Linked DNA regions of Homo sapiens: region 2 is linked to region 1. Evidence: read pairs that join two places in POLR2A ChIA-PET (ENCODE). Cell type or tissue: PC-3. All regions are shown on one strand. Links, peaks and the distances in the headings refer to the core of each region. The heading gives the core; the rest is flanking DNA.

Region 1 (8,385 bases), core at 3,298-5,797:
TCTCAGAGGGTGCACCTTTTACCCAGTCCTCCCTATGTGTAGTGAAAGGTATCAGAAAAACATATCCTAGTTGTTGCCCCATAAACAATCTCATGTTTTTTATTTATTTGGTTTTGCCCCTCACCCAACCGCCCTTGAGAGGTAGGACTCGGTATATTCTGCATTATTTTTTGTAACAAATGTTTGTGGAAGAGCAATGCTCTTGTCTGTGTACTGACCAAGCTCTGACAGCTGTTCCCACACAGCTGCATGGTGAAGGCCGTGCGAAGTTCACTGCTAGGGCTTGCCCTTCTGAGTTGCTGTTCCTACATTGCTCCCTGCTTTGTCTCTTGGGGTAACAATTTGTGGGATTTCAGCACTGAACTTGCTTCCTGCTCTAGATGAAAAGAAAAACTACATCCTTGGTCCTGTGGCACAGAATCAGCTGATCCTGAAAAAATAATAGAGGGAGGCTGAGTTAGGAGGGACAGCTTGCATGAAGGATGCATTCATCCAAGTTGCTTGTGTTCACCAGCTGTAAATTTTGAACTATAGGGTTGGAAGGACCATTTGGAGATCATGCAGCTTTCTCTTCTACCTCTAGTCAGGATCCCTACAAAAATATGCTGTGCAGATGAGCTGTGCCTCTGCTTTAAGCCAGTGGTTCTCAAACTGTGACCCCTGGTCCAGCAGTTTTGGCGTCACATAGAAACTTGTTACAAATGCACATTCTCAGCCCCTATCCCAGCACTACTGAGTCAGAAACTCAGAGGGTGGAGCCCAGCCATCTGAAGGAGCCTTCCAGGGGATTCTGATGCACTTAGTAGTTTGAGAACTACTGCTCTAAGGGAACCCCTAGCAGGGCCCAGGAGTGAAGATTTCTAAGTCTCGGTGGCAGAAAACCAACACAGAGGTTTATCCTGTTCCCTTAATGGAGCTTCAGTAAATGCATAGGGCATCATGGCCACCAGTTCCTCTTTTTGGTCTCAGCTCTGTATTGAGCCAGAGTGCTTGTGTCCCTGGTTTTCTTGATCATGTGCCAGAGAGACAACAAAGTTAATATCTGCTGTACTGCGATGCTGGATAATGGCCCTGAGTACCTCTCCTAGACGTGGTCCACAGTCAGCTTCTTGGTGAGCTCAGCCTAGATTCCTTCTGCAGGGATTGACTTCAGCATCTTTATCCCCGCCCTCCTACACCACCTTAGAGCGCAGAGCAGCTCATGTTCCATGAGGCTTCTGACCTGGGCCACTTAGAACTTGTGCCCTTCCTCATGACTCCACCTCCAGTGCCAAGTTAAATCATCCTGCAGCATGTCTTTCAGAAAGCAGGAAAAATTAAGGAGTCTCCTAGCTGCATCTTGAAGCTCACATGAAATCAGGGACTCGGATTTGCATAATAGCCGAGTTTATTTTTTTTCACTGAGAAGCGAAACATGAGAGGGAGTTTCAACAGTCAATAGCAAGACCCTATTCTAGGGCTTCCATGTTCTCTTTTGTTTATTGGGGTGTCTTAAGCACCATTTATATCTCAATATCTCATAGTCCTCCTTCACATTCAGCAATTGTGCAAAATTCTGAGAATAAGCAGCATCTAGCCTTCTGGTAGATGTGACCATTGTGGAGCCTTTCTTCTGTACAGATTGATTTCATCTGGGTTTCATTTCAGACTGAAACCATTGGTATAATACTTTTAGGAGCCAGTTCTCCCTATAGCTTTGAGCCCAAAATGAATGTCCAGATGCGTCTCTTCAGATTGCTTTCTCTGTAGGCCTGCCAAAGGGAAAGAGCCCAGAATTCTTTGGCATAGGAGAGAAGTTATTTAATATTTATGAAGGGAGCCAGATGTTCAGGACATTTCATATCACAGAGTTAGGCATGGTTCCTATCCTTGATAAACTCACCCAGAAAAATTACGAGCACCGGGTCATAGAAACAACAAATAGCCCATTGATTCTCTATTATGTGACCTAGTAGAATGTGCTTTTTTATTAAAGGTGTCCAGTTCCTGTGTAGTCCTCACCTAACCCAAGGGGCAGGAGAGGAAGATTGGTAGTTTAAGGAGATTTGGATTAATCTGACTATATAATTCATTTTCTTCAGGGGTCAACTCCACCAGCAGTGCTGTGAAAAGTGGACCCTGGTTAATGATGAGACCCAAGCCAAGATGGCCCGGATGGCTGCTGCAGCTGCATGGGGTTTAGGTAAAGCTTCCCTCACAGGCACCCTGTGAAGGATGGGGTGAGTGAGGCTAGGGGCTCGCATCAGAAGAGTAAGGTGCTGGCTCTAGGTGGAGATCCAGGTCTATGGAAGGGTAAAAATGGTCTGTATCCACCTACTTCTACACCTTCCATCTGTCCTTTCTACCTGATGATTTTTATTAACTTGTTAGACATGGGGAAAATTGGATCTTCGTGGGGAGGCCAAGGAAAACGGTGCACAAAATCAAAATTGAGATTTAGTGGGTGAGAAATACACACTTAGCACACTCACACAGAGTACTGATGCCAGATGCTTTTCCCCATACACCAAGCCATTGTCAGCAGACACCAGTGGGGTGTCAAGTAGTTCATTTCTGACCCTATCTACTTGGAAATAGCATCAGATCCCACAGGTTAAGGGCTCGTCCCAAAATATCGCCCCACTTCAGATGCCAATCACAAGTTCCAGGTTGTGATTTGTGTTTCTCACTGACCAGCTGTAAATCAGGGTTCCCATAACCCTCCTCCTCAGGTTTGATAATTTGCCAGGACAGCGCACAGAACAAAAGGAGACACTTTACTTACATTTACTTGTTTATTATAAAGGGTATTATAAAAGATAGAGGTGAACAGGTACAATGAGGGAAGGTCTAGAAGGGTCTGGAGTGCAGAAGCTTCTGTCCTGTGGTACTGGGGTTTACCTTCACCCTCCCAGCACCTTCATCAACCTGGAAGCTCATTGTTCAAGAGTTTTTATTGCCTTTCATTTTCAACCTCTTCACCTTTCCTGGATGTCAGTGGACAGGGCTGAAAGTTCAAACCCGATAATTACTTGGTCTTTCTGGTAACCAGCCCCATCCTGGAAGGGGAGAAGGAGGGAGAGACAACATAAGGCAAAGTTTAAGTCACATGCTACTCAAAGAACCAATCTCTTTGGCAATAGGTTTGGATATTCTGTAAGGTTAGTGGGGTCATACACCTACACATTCAGCAGGGTACTAGGGTATGCATCTCTGTGTCTCCATTTACCTCTTCAGTTGAAAGCAGAAATAAGAGATGAGAAGGCTGGGTGTGGTGACTCACACCTGTAATCCCAGCACTCTGTGAGGCTTGGGCAGGAGGATCACTTGAGCCTGGGAGTTTGAAATCAGCCTGGGCAACATAGTGACACTCCGTCTCTACCAATTATATATATATATACACACACACACACACATAATTTTTTTTTTTTGACATGGAGTCTCGCTCTGTCACCCAGGCTGGAGTGCAGTGGCACGATCTCGGCTCACTGCAACCTCCGCCTCCCGGGTTCAAGCAATTCTCTGCCTCAGCCCTCCGAGTAGCTGGGATTCCAGGCACTGCCACCACGCCCGGCTAATTTTTCTATTTTTAGTAGAGACGGGGTTTCACCATGTTGGCCAGGCTGGTCTTGAACTCCTGATCTCGTGATCCATCCTCCTCGGCCTCCCAAAGTGCTGGAATTACAGGTGTGAGCCACAGCGCCTGGCCCTAATTTTTTTGTTTTAAAGAGAGATGAGGAGAAGTCTCTTTAGGTTCCTGCATCCAGCTATGCCTAAAGTCATAAAGTCATCTCTATAATTGGCCTTCTCAATAAATAAATTTTTTCTTAAACCATTCTACCTTATCAGCATAATCAATAGGGGCTCATTATGAATAATAAGGAACACTCCTATCACTCAGGAAATGCAGAGGGTTTTCGATAGCTCTATACCAGGCACTAGGGACAAAGACCAAACATATTTCTTCTTATACCACAGTAGGATTTGGCTTTGGTTGCCTAAAGCAAGTTACTGATTTATTTTCCTCTCTTATAAATGAAATCTAGAGGTAGGCGTTTCCAGACTAGTATTTTGGCTCTATTATCATTAGCCTTTTTCCAGATTTCTGCTTTGCATGCTCAGCCTGTGCCTCCATTTTAAAGTTCACCTCATGATCTAGCATGGTTGCTGGAGCTCCCCATGTCATGTTTTTATCCCAAGCAGGAGTAAAGGGAGAGGACAGTTGTCTATCTCCTTTTGTTAATATTTCTTAACTTATATTTTAGAAGTTTCCCAATATATATAACAGTGAAGATTATAGTATAATGAACCCCCATCTGCCCTTCACCTTTTCCAGCAATTACAAACATTTTCACCATTTATTGTCTCTATTCTCCTCTTTGCTGCCCAATTCTTACCCACCTCACTCCTACTCCCAGAGTTAAAGCAGAGATTTCTTTTCAATCCCTGCAGACATGTCAATTTCTGACACTGGGCCCCAGCTAAGAGGATTATCAATATGTGTTCCAGAGATGGTCTTGATAAGAAGGGAGAGGATATGTAGAGTGTCCCTGGTGAAAAGCTTCACCTGTGGAGCCCAGAGGAAAGTTACATAACCCTCTACCTCCATTCTCTTCTTCTGTCCCTCTTGAGTCACAGAGCTTATACCTTTTCCTTTCATGAGCTCTGGGCTAGATCCGGAACATTTTTCAAAAACAAATTGCTTCCTGAGGAGTCATTGTTAGCTATTTGCTTGTGCCCAGAGGCATAGAGAATGGATGAGCCGATGGTCTGGAGTGAGAGGCAGGAAAATGCCTTGTAAAATTGGCAGCCCTGTAGTTTGCAGCTAATGAAGCTGATATCTTTTCTGCAGATGGTCTTGGAAATCCTGGCATTTGATACATACTCACCCCACCAGGAGAAGTGAATACCTCTTCCCGGATGCAGCTATTTCCCCTGTCTAATATGACACAGAGAGCACTGTGCTGTGACCTAGCCCATCTTTTTGTTATAATGGAGTCGCTTAAAATATTTATCTCCTCCCTCCTGAGGCAAAGATATTGCCAGAATGAAATGGGCAAGCTATTTGTCTAATCCTGTCCCCTATCATCTGTGTAATGGCTATTTTCAATTGTTTGGAGGAAAATGTAATTTCCCAACATACCATTGAACTGTGAGCTGTCTCAGTAGTAAGGAAGAAAGCAATTTTGTTGCACCTGGAGAAACCTGAGAGAGTTCTCTAGGATAATGAGGTGCTGCATTCAGCCCACTTGATGTGCAGACTTCACACTCATGCACTTCCCCTCATCTGTCAAGATGCTCCCTGGGCAGCCATGGAGTCCTGTGTTTGGAAGACAGATGTGGCTTTTTTTGTTACGTCAACCTGCATAGTGTGTATAGGGGCTCTGCAGGATTTTGGTACATGAGGCTCAAGTTTATTTGTCTTGTTTATATCCCAAGCTAAAGGAAAATAACAGTGGCAAGACCTATTTGAGATGCTGCCTTTAGCCCAACCAGCCAACCCCCTTGATGCTTTCTGTCTATGTGTGTGTGTATAGGTCAGTGGGACAGCATGGAAGAATACACCTGTATGATCCCTCGGGACACCCATGATGGGGCATTTTATAGAGCTGTGCTGGCACTGCATCAGGACCTCTTCTCCTTGGCACAACAGGTAAAAACCTACATGCACCCAGATCTCTCAGTGAGGAAAAGATTGTAGTGCTTCTAAGCCCACGGTGCTTTGGTAAAGAAGCTGTTGTACTTCAGGTCTGATGTTTACTCGGCTCTGTGAGTACATTTGAATGGTTTTGATTCATTGTACTCAGAAGACTGCCAGCAGGTCAGCTGGGGCTACTTATTGTTCTGAGGGGGACAAATGTGTTCTGGAAGCTACTGTCTCGGTTGCTTTTGGAGTTAGCTTGTTGGGTCATCATTGTATCCCTTGTTGTAGAGAGAAGCTGTATTTCACCAAAAGGTAGGATTCAGAGAGCCAGCAGTCTCACTGTGCAGCAGAAATCAGTCACAAGGGTCTTCTGGCCATGCAGGCATGTCACACATTGATTACCTTCCGAGGAAGCTAGTACTTACTTGCAAATAGTATGCTGACTTGCAGAATGAAATAATGAAGTAATCCCATCCACCCTGTCAGACACGAGACTTAGATGAGGTGCCCGGGTAAATGATCTGAGCACTTAAGGCATTGGGACACTATAATTAACCTTAAACATTCAAAAACGGGAAAAGCTCTGCATGAGGGGTTTTTAATTGATGGCACAGAGGAAACTCAAACTGCAGTGCTGTGGCGTCCCCCAGGCTGTCATTTGTGTGATGAGAACCAAGATCTTGGTTGTCTCTGTCAGAGACACAAGAGTTCCCGTTCATGTGGACAGGATTGGGCATCTCTGCCAATTTTAGAGACACTCCCTCATAAGGACAGAGGGTGCTTGGAAGCCAGAGCTACCACCTGGAGCCATTGAAGTGTGTGCAGAATCTATTTTCATAAACATGCCCAGCAAGAAAAAGTTAAAAGAGGGTAGATCCCCAGGCTGGGCACAGTGGCTCACACCTGTAATCGCAGCACTTTGGGAGGCCGAGGCAGACGGATCACTTGAGACCAGGAGTTCAAGACCAGCCTGCCCAACATGGTGAAACCCTATCTCTACTAAAAATACAAAAATTAGCTGGGCGTGGTGGCGGGCGCCTGTAACCCCAGCATCCCAGCTACTTGGGAGGCTGAGGCAAGAGAATCGCTTGAACCAACATGGAGAAACCCTATCTCTACTAAAAATACAAAAATTAGCTGGGCGTGGTGGCGGGCGCCTGTAACCCCAGCATCCCAGCTACTTGGGAGGCTGAGGCAAGAGAATCACTTGAACCCGGGAGGTGGAGACTGCAGTGAGCCAAGATCACACCACTGCACTCCAGCCTGGGTGACAGAGTGAGACTGTGTCTCAGAAGAAAAAAAAAAGGTAGATCCCCAGTTATGTCCTCTTGAGATGCAAGAACCCATGATTCGGTTTTACAGCCCACATTCCCATGCCCTTGCCACCTAAGATTTTGTGTGTTACCTTAGATAGATGTTAAAGTTTTGGATGCCATACATTTCTGTCTTCGATGAGAAATTGGATAATACCTCCTCTCAAGCCATTCAGTTCTGGGAAAATGCCCTTCTTCAGCGAATTTCTCTTTTCATCCCTGGAATTTAAGTGAGACAGATAACTTCTGTAGCTAGTTGGGGTGCCCTAAAATAACCCTAAGCTCCCAAGTCCAGAGCTCAGTCCCAAGGGTTGTTTCTCTTCTAGTGCATTGACAAGGCCAGGGACCTGCTGGATGCTGAATTAACTGCGATGGCAGGAGAGAGTTACAGTCGGGCATATGGGGTAAGTGTCAACTATTCTGCACATTGTCATTTTTGAGGCTTATTTCCATACTTTTTTCAGAATGGGCTATTGAGAACTTACAGGCTGCTGGAAACATGCCTGTTTTCTCTGATCGGCAGATACCCTGACACCAGAAGGAATGATTTAAATTAATCCTGTCTTTTGGATTGTTCGTGCAGTAATTAGTTTGGAATGCGATTTGCTTCCATCAGGCCATGGTTTCTTGCCACATGCTGTCCGAGCTGGAGGAGGTTATCCAGTACAAACTTGTCCCCGAGCGACGAGAGATCATCCGCCAGATCTGGTGGGAGAGACTGCAGGTGAGCTTGGTAGAAAGCCCCAGTTCACCCACCTACCCCTACCCCTTCCAGGACCTGGGTGAGTGCCCCCCTCCACCCTGGCTCTTACTCAACTTGCTTTTCCTGCCTCCTCCACCAGTGTATTGCTTGGCTTGCATACAAAGCAGAATACTCAAAGGCTCCTCACCTAAACTTAAGCTGTGAGAGAATGACCAATTTTCCAGTCTCTTCTTATTCTCTTCTCTAGGAATTAAAAAAAATGTTTTTTAGTAAGTGACACCTGTGACCAGTCAGTTAGGAATCATAACCTCAAAATCAGTGGTTCTCAACCTTAGCAGCACAGTAGAATCACCTGCAGAGCTTTTTAAAATCCTGATGCCCAGGCTATTCCCCAGGCCAATTAAATTTCTGGGGAGAGACTCAGGATCAGTATCTTTTCAGGTTCCCCCAGATGATTCCACCAGCCAAAGCTAAGAACCACTGCTCTAACTACACTTGGAGGCCACCTGCACCAGCTTTTCAGATGGGGTTGCCTTAGGTTCTCATTGGCCAACTCCTGCTATTTATAGCTACTTAGGTCAGAGTCATCCTGTCGCCTCTATTGAGACTTTTTTTCCACTGCAGTTTCCGCTTGTAGAGAAGAAGCTTTCCCAAGTCCTCCATCAGTGTTTTCATTCTCACATTCTGATCATTTTAACATGAGAAACTGTCACTCCAGGTCTGGGAGTCAGGAGTCTAAATGTTCT
Region 2 (8,385 bases), core at 4,969-7,468, 1.2 Mb before region 1:
CCATCTTCTGCAGATAACTACTGTCCTTTTGAGAGACAGCTCTTGGCCTGTTACTGGGCTTTGGTGGAAAATGAACATCTGACTATGGGTCATCAAGTCACCACGCAACCTGAACTGCCCATCCTGAACTGTGTGCTTTCTTTTTTTTTTTTTTTTTTTAACATTTATACAATAATATTATTTTAATCAAGAATTTCTTAAAATTTCATCACGGACTTTTTTTTTTTGAGAGAGTCTTGCTCTTGTTGCCCAGGCTGGAGTGTAAAGGAGTGGTCTCGGCTCACTGCAACCTCCACCTCCCAGGTCCAAGCGATTCTCCTGTCTCAGCCTCCGAAGTAGCTGAGACCACAGGCACCCGCCACTGCCCGGATAATCTTTGCATTTTTAATAGAGATGGAGTTTCACCATGTTGGCCAAACTCCTGACCTCAGGCCATCTGCCCGCCTTGGCCTCCCAAAGTGCTGAGACTACAGGTGTGAGCCACCGGGCCCAGCCAAGGATCTTAATATAGTCATTTATGGCAAAAGAAAAATAACATTTTTGGGTTGGATGCAGTGGCTCACACCTATAATCCCAGGACCCTGGGAGGCCTAGGCGGGCAGATGGCTCGAGTCCAAGAGTTCAAGACCAGCCTGGCCAACACGGCAAGATCCCTGTCTCCACAAAAAATACAAAAATCAGCCAAGTGTGGCACCACACACTTGTATTCTCAGCTACTTGGGAGGCTGACGTGGGAGGATCACTTGAGCCCAGGAGGAGGAGGTTGCAGTGACCCGAGGGAGGACCACTGCACTCCAGCCTGGGTGACAGAGCAAGATTCTTGTCTCAAAAAAAATATTTAAAAAAAACACAAAACATCTTTTGGGAGTAAAAGTGTTTATCCCCACTGCTTCACTTAACTAGCTGTAAAAAGCAATAAAATAAAATAAGATGTTTTGTTTGATCACATAGATTTACAGTTACCCAAATGAAAGATTTTATTTACAAATTAAAAATAAAAACAAAGGCTGAAGTGGGCAAATCACTTGAGGTCAGGAGTCAGAGATCAGGCTGGCCAACGTGGTGAAACCCCATCTCTACCAAAAAATATATAAATTAGCTGCATGTGGTGGTGCACACCTGCAAACTGAACTGGGTGCTTTCTGACCCACCCATCTAGCCATAAAGTGGGTCGTACACAGCAGCATTCCATCATCAAATGAAGTGGTATATATGTGATTGGGCTCGAGCAGGTCCTGAAGGCACAAGTAAGTTACATGAGGAAGTGGCTCAAATGCCTATGGTCTCCACTCCTGCCACCCTGCCTTCTCTCCCCTAGCCTGCACTGATGGCTTCATGGGGAATTCCCCATGATCAATTGACAGAGGAAGGGAAGACTAGAGCCTGGTTCACAAATGGTTCTGCACGATATGCAGGCACCACCCAAAAGTGGACAGCTGCAGCACTACAGCCCCTTTCTAGGACATCCCCGAAGGACAGCAGTTAAGGAAAATCTTCCCAGAGAGCAGAACTTCGAGCAGTGCATCTGGTCATGCACTTTGCATGGAAGAAGAAATGGCCAGATGTGTGATTATATACTGATTCATGGGAGGTAGCCAATGATTTGGCTGGATGGATGGTCAGGGACTTGGAAGAGCATGATTAGAAAACTGGTGACAAAGAAATTTGGGAATAGGTATGTGGATGGACCTCTCTGAGTGGTCAAAAACTGAAGATACTTGTATCCCATGTGAGTGCTCACCAATGGGTGACCTCAGCAGAGGAGGATTTTAACAACTAAGTGGATAGGATGACCTGTTCTGTGGACACCACTCGGCCTCTTTCCCCAGCCACTCCTGCCATCGCCCACTGGGACTATGAACAAAGTGGCCATGGTGGCAGGGATGGAGGTTATGCATGGGCTCAGCAACATGGACTTCCACTCCCCAAGGCTGCCCTGTCTACAGCCAGTGCTTAATGCCCAATTTGCCAGCAGCAGAGACCAACACTGAGCCCTCGATATGGCACCATTCTTCTGGGTGATCAGCCAGCTACCTGGTGGCAGGTTGATTATATTGTACCTCTTCCATCATGGAAAGGGCAGAGTTTGTCTTCACTGGAATAGACGCTTACTCCAGATACGGGTTTGCCTATCCTGCATGCAATGCTTCTGCCAAGACTACCTCTGTGGACTCATGGAATGCCTTATCCACTGTCATGGTATTCCACACAGCATTGCCTCTGACCAAGGCACTCACCTTACGGCTAAAGAAGTGCGGCAGTGGACTCATGCTCATGGAATTCACTGGTCTTACCATGTTCCTCATCATCCTGAAGCAGCTGGATTGATAGAATGGTGAAATGGCCTTTTGAAATCACAATTACAATGCCAACTAGATGATAATAGCTGGGGCAAAGTTCTCCAGAAGGCTATGTATGCTCTGAATCAGCATCCAATATATGGTACTGTTTCTCCCATGGCCAGGATTCAGAGGTCCAGGAATCAATGGGTGGAAGAGGAAGTGGCACCATTCATCATCACCCCTAATGATCCACTAGCAAAATTTTTGCTTTCTGTTCCTGCAACATTAGTTCTCCTGGCTTAGAGGTCTTAGTTCCAGAGGGAGGAACACTGCCACCAGGAGACAAAACAATGATTCCATTAAACTGGAAGTTAAGATTACCACCTGGACACTTTGGGCTCCGCCTAACTTTAGGTCAAGAGGCTAAGAAGGGAGTTACAGTGTTGGCTGGGGTGACTGACCCAGATTATCAAGATGAAATCAGTCTACTACTCCACAATGGAGGTAAGGAAGATTATGCATGGAATACAGGAGATCCATTAGGGCATCTCTTAGGATTACCATGCCCTGTGATTAAGGCAATGGGAAACTACAACAGCCCAATCCAGGCAGGACTACAAATGGTCCAGACCCCTCAGGAAGGAAGGTTTGGGTCACTCCACCAGGAAAAAATCCCACAAAACCATGACCTGATGAGGTGCTTGCTGAAGGTAAAGGGAATACAGAATGGGTAGTAGAAAGGGTAATCATCAATACTAGCTATGACCACATGACCAGCTGCAGAAACAAGGACTGCAATTGTCATGAGTATTTCCTCTTTCTTTTGTTAAAAACATGTTTGTGCATGTATACACTTGTACTAAGAAAATATCTTCATTTTATTTCCTTTCTCCTTCATTATGTGACATAGATTTATTGACTTCATATCAGCATTCAAGCATCATTAACTTTATGTAATAGTATTTGGGTTGGGGACTGGTGTGTTTCCAGCTGTACGAAGGATGGCTGTATTATGTTAGGTGTAATTATGACCTTATAATCTCGGCAGTTGACAAAGGGTGGACTTGTGATGGTTAATACTGAGTGTCAACTTGATTGGATTGAAGGATACAAAGTATTGATCCTGGGTGTGTCTGTGAGGGTGCTGCCAAAAAAGATTAACATTTGAGTCAGTGGGCTGGGAAAGGCAGATCCACCCTTAATCTGGTGGGTGCAATCTAATCAGCTGCCAGCAAATATAAAGCAGGCAGAAACATGTGAGACAGGCCTACCCTCCCAGCCTACATCTTTCTCCCATGCTGGATGCTTTCTGCCCTTGAACATTGGACTCCAAGTTCTTCAGTTTTGGGACTCGGACTGGTTCTCCTTGCTCCTCAGCTTGCAGACAGCCTATTGTGGGAACTTGTGATCATGTAAGTTAATACTTATATACATATCCTTTTAGTTCTGTCCCTCTAAGAGAACCCCGACTACACCAGTAATATTCTTTACTTTGAAATCTATTCCGTCTGATGTTAATCTAGTCATTCTCATTTCCTATGACAAGGGTCAACATGTTATATCTTTTTTCATCTTCTTTCCTTTTAACCTATTTGTGTCTTTATCCTTAATGTGTGTTTCTTGTAGGCAACATATAATTGGTTCTTGCTTTTTTATACAATTTGATAATCTCTGCCTTTTGATTACGGTGTTTACAACATTTAAATTTAGTTAATTGATACCATTAGGTTTGAGTCTACCATCTTGCTAATTATTTTTTATTTGTCCTATCTATTCCTTTCCCTGCTTTCTGTTTTCTGCCTTCTCTTGGATTATTTTTTTATGATTTCTTTTTTTTTTTTTTCCCCCTGAGACAAGAGTCTCCATCTGTCACCATGCTGGAGTGCAGTGGCACAATCTTGGCTCAATGCAACCTCCACCTCCTAGGTTCCAGCAATTCTCCTGTCTCAGCCTCCCGAGTAACTGGGATTACAGGTGTGTGCCACCACACCTGGCTAATTTTGTATTTTTAGTAGAGATGGGGTTTCACCACGTTGGCCAGGCTGGTCCCGAACTCCTGACCTCAAGTGATCCACCTGCCTTAGCTTCCCAAAGTGCTGGGATTACAGGCGTGAGCCACCTCACCTGGCCTAATTTCATTTTATCTCCTTTGCTGAATTATTAGTTATAACTCTTTGTTATTTTGGTGGTTGCTTTAAGAGTTTATGCTGTTTATCTTTATAATTCTACATTCAAGTGACATCATACCACATCATGTATAAGATTACACTAATAGACTTCCATTTCTCCCCTTCAGCCTTTATGCTATTGTTGATAAGAATCTCACTCTTACTTTAAATAAGAAGAAAATAATCTTATATATTTACCCAGGTAGTTATCATTTCTGGTATTCATTACTTTGTGTAGAACAGACTTCAATCTGATACTATTTTTTTCCTTCTGCCTGATGATGTTCTTTTACATTTTTTGTAGCATGGGTCTGCTGATACCTTTCAGTACTTTAAAGATGTTGCTCATTGTCTTCCCACTCTCATTGTTCCCAAAAAGAAATCTGTTGTCATTCTTATCTTTATTCCTTGGCACATAGCATGTCTTTTTTTTCTTGTTCCTTTGCTTTAACACTGGTTTTGAGTAATTTGATTATGATGTGCCTTGGTATAGTTTCCTTCACAGTTGTGTGCTATATTCCATCCAGTGTAGTTTTCATTACATTTTAATCTCTACAAGCTTTAGTTTTTTTATGTCTTCCATATTGCTACTTAACCTTTTGAACACAGAGAATACAGTTACATTAACAGTTTTAACGTCCTCCAAAAATTCTAACATCTGTGCCAGTTGTGAATCAGTTTTGACCAATTAGTCTCCCTACTTAACCTTTTGAACACAGAGAATACAGTTACATTAACAGTTTTAACGTCCTCCAAAAATTCTAACATCTGTGCCAGTTGTGAATCAGTTTTGACCAATTAGTCTCCTCATTATATAGAAAGTTTTCCTACTCCTTTGCACACCTGGTAATTTTTGATAGGATGTCAGATATTGTGAATTTTACCTTGTTGGGTGCTAAATTGTCATATTCCAATAATCTTCTTGAGCTTTATTCAAGGATATGGTTAATTTACTTGGGAAGAGGTTGATTCTTTCGGATCTTCCTTTTATGATTTCTTAGGCAGTCTATAGCAGTGCTCAGTTTAGGGCTAATTAATCATGAGGGCAAGGCTTTCCTGAGACTCTTCCCAACGTCTCATAAATTCTTAGTTTTTCCAGTCCAGCTGGTGGGCACAAGCACTATTCCTAGCCCTGTGTGGGCAGCAGGCACTGTTCCCTCTGATCCTTTCAGATGGGTAGTTTCCTCACATACATCACTGACTAATACTTGGCTAAATACTCAAGAGGGACGGTCTATAGATCTTCAGAGTTTTTCTGTGCAGCTCTCTATGCCCAAGTGTACCATCCTATAACTATAGATACCTTGGTCTCTCTAGACTCTCAGCTCTGTTTTCTCAACTTCTCCACTGTGCTGGGTACTTGCTTGGTCTCCCCTCCCTGGAAACGTTCTCAAATTGGTAAGAAAGGCAATTACAGGGCTCAGCTCGTTTGTTTCCCACCTGTCAAAGCACTGTCCTTCATTGTCTGATGTCCAGTGTCTCAATACCATTGTCTTCTTATTTATCTGGATTCTGGGGTTGTTTCAGGTGGGAGGGTAAATTTAGTCCCTGTTACTCCATCTTGACTGAAAGCAAAGTCCAGTTCTTTAGTTTGTTCTCCCTATGACAGACCTCAATCCCTCCGAATGATGGTTAGATGACTTCCTATTGGTTTTTCTATTGGCAAGATGGTGAACCATGGGTCACCTTCCTCCATGACACCCTGACTGAGTTACCTCTAATATATGCAGAATTCTGCTGTATGTAGAAAAATTAATGAGACGAATGTAGGTAGAAACAACTATTTCACAGAATGATTTTTTGAAGGCCACAAGATATTTCCTCCAAAACATTAAAGTTCTTAGAACATCAAACATTAGATCTGGTTGGGTGATCAGCATGAAAACAAGGTGACTAACAGCTTTGGAACTTCCCCCTTACCTGTACATCCTGTATGCTGAGTTCAAGCATGTGACTGGTTGCCAGCTGTGTATAGTGCACATTGATTCCTGTAAGACTTGCAAAGACCAGTTCTTCTGGGACTTTATTAATTAAGGACAACCCAATTCCACCTTCTAACCTCACAAGCACCTGAAAGGAAACCAAAATATGGCACCCTGATTGTTTTAAACACAGCTCACAGTATCCAGGAGAGTATAAGAAAATAAAGCATTTTACATTCCTCTACTCCCGATCTCTCAGCAGATGAAAACCACTTAGGGGAGTCCTATTATTTACCTGGAGGGCTCAAATGCTATCATCTCACTGGAAGCCTTGCTTTCTAGGCATACCCTTCACCCCAACGAGAACTCCAGAGTATGTGATGATACCTCTATCAAAGGACTGATGACATTCTGCATTTCATTATAGAAATCTAATTATTTGGTAATCTTTCACCTTATTTGGGATGAAAGCTCATAATCTGTTATCCACTACACTTCCATAGCACCCAACACAGTGTTTTACACATAGGCATTTGATTTTTTCAAAAATCACTGAATAAACGTCAGATAAATATACTTTTTCATGTTCATCTCATCTTCCTTTTCAAACTTGTCACTCTCCAATCCCAAACAGAGAAAACAGAAGGAAGATGTCAGAGATGGCTGAAGCAAAAAACAAAAAATTGTTTGTCTTAAATCTTACTGAAATTCAAACAATTTAGCTTCCTTTATTGTAATAATAGTTTAGCAATGCTTACTACATGCTGATTCCACATAAACTTTGTTGTCATTTACATAATACATTCACACATTCACTGATAAACAGTAAACACTGTGAAGCGTAACTCATATTTAGAATCATACAGGATAGAAAGAAAACAGAAGGTCTAAAATACCACCAAGTAAAATTCTAAAAAACTGATGATCAAATAAATAAATTCACAATATTTAGACCTTACTTCCAATTCCTGCTCTGTATCTGGATTCTTTAATTTCTGCAGCTCTTGTTCGGTGACAGGAAGTTCATCCACTTCATATGAACGGCTGCTTTTCCGGTGGCAGAAATCTGTTATCTGAAGTCAAATAAAACACCACAAGAAGATGATTCACTCTTCCTTATTGAAACCTATTCTAACCCAGAACAACTGTGTAGGTCAAAAGTCATTATATAATCAATAATCCTATGGAAGCGAATGGTTTCCAAAGCACTGGTAAGGTAAGATTTGTGTAATAAAGAAGCAAACTTGGTTTCAAGTCTGCATGGCAAACTCAAGCTATACACCTTGAGAGCCTCACGTAGTGGGGTTAGATATCTGCAGATGATCTCAAATTATAGCTCAAGTCAAAATATGCAAACCTCAAGATCACTGCATTCATTTTTGCCTTAAGATTGTTTTTTAAAGTGGTATTGTGAGCCGGCACAGTGGCACACACCTGTAGTCCAAGCTACTTGCGAGGCTAAGGTGGGAAGATCGCTTGATCCCAGAAGTTCAAGACCAGCCTGGGGAACATAGCGAGACCCTATCTCCACAAAAAATGAAAAGTAATTAGCTAAGCATGGTGGCATGCACTTAAGTTCCAGCTATTCGGGAGGCTGAGGTGGGAGGATCACCTGAGCCCAGGAGTTCGAGGCTATAATGAGCTATGATTTTGCCACTTCCCTCCAGCCTAGGTGAAAGAGAGTGACATAGCTAAATAAATAAATAAATAAATAAAAAGTGGTGTTGTGAATTGTGATGCACTATCTCAGAGAGCTCATTGCTACATTCCAACATCTTTTTTTTCCTTTGTTCTGATTACGCTATGACCTAATAAACCCTTATCCCCATCACAGATCTCTCCCCTGGGTTTCAGAGCCATAGTTACAATGACTTATGGACATCTTCACATAGATATCACACAGTTACCTTAACTCAACAAGTCCAAAACCTAACTCCTCCCTTCCTCTGCAAGTCTGCTCCATGTTCATCCCTTAGTGATCTGGATTATCATCCTGTGAGTTGCCCAAATCAG

The links. ChIA-PET counts read pairs that join two places held together with the same protein. Peaks named below come from ENCODE experiments on the same cell type or tissue, not always from the same donor. Only the 100,000 strongest peaks of a DNase experiment are listed, where the experiment ranks them.
Region 2: POLR2A ChIA-PET joins it to region 1 with 9 read pairs; 1 of 35 experiments calls an interaction of 5 or more read pairs at or near these places.

What each region holds. Positions count from the first base shown.
Region 1 is chr1:11,143,923-11,152,307 of GRCh38, reverse strand. It overlaps MTOR (mechanistic target of rapamycin kinase), which reads left to right. Exons shown (of 58, transcript NM_004958.4): 31 at 2,082-2,182; 32 at 5,517-5,632; 33 at 7,263-7,340; 34 at 7,553-7,660. MTOR-AS1 (MTOR antisense RNA 1) reads right to left here. Exons shown (of 4, transcript NR_046600.1): 1 at 8,321-8,385; 2 at 7,422-7,641; 3 at 7,029-7,155; 4 at 2,770-3,038. Among named protein-coding and RNA genes, the nearest start is that of MTOR-AS1, 4.2 kb to the right of the region's middle. In PC-3, for the core only: no CTCF peak of the experiment used is centred there; a DNase peak (open chromatin) is centred at 4,697; H3K27ac peaks cover 2,442 bases.
Region 2 is chr1:12,384,320-12,392,704 of GRCh38, reverse strand. It overlaps VPS13D (vacuolar protein sorting 13 homolog D), which reads right to left. Exons shown (of 70, transcript NM_015378.4): 59 at 7,332-7,445; 60 at 6,371-6,520. Among named protein-coding and RNA genes, the nearest start is that of SNORA59A, 120 kb to the left of the region's middle. In PC-3, for the core only: no CTCF peak of the experiment used is centred there; a DNase peak (open chromatin) is centred at 6,374; H3K4me3 peaks cover 388 bases; H3K27ac peaks cover 1,797 bases.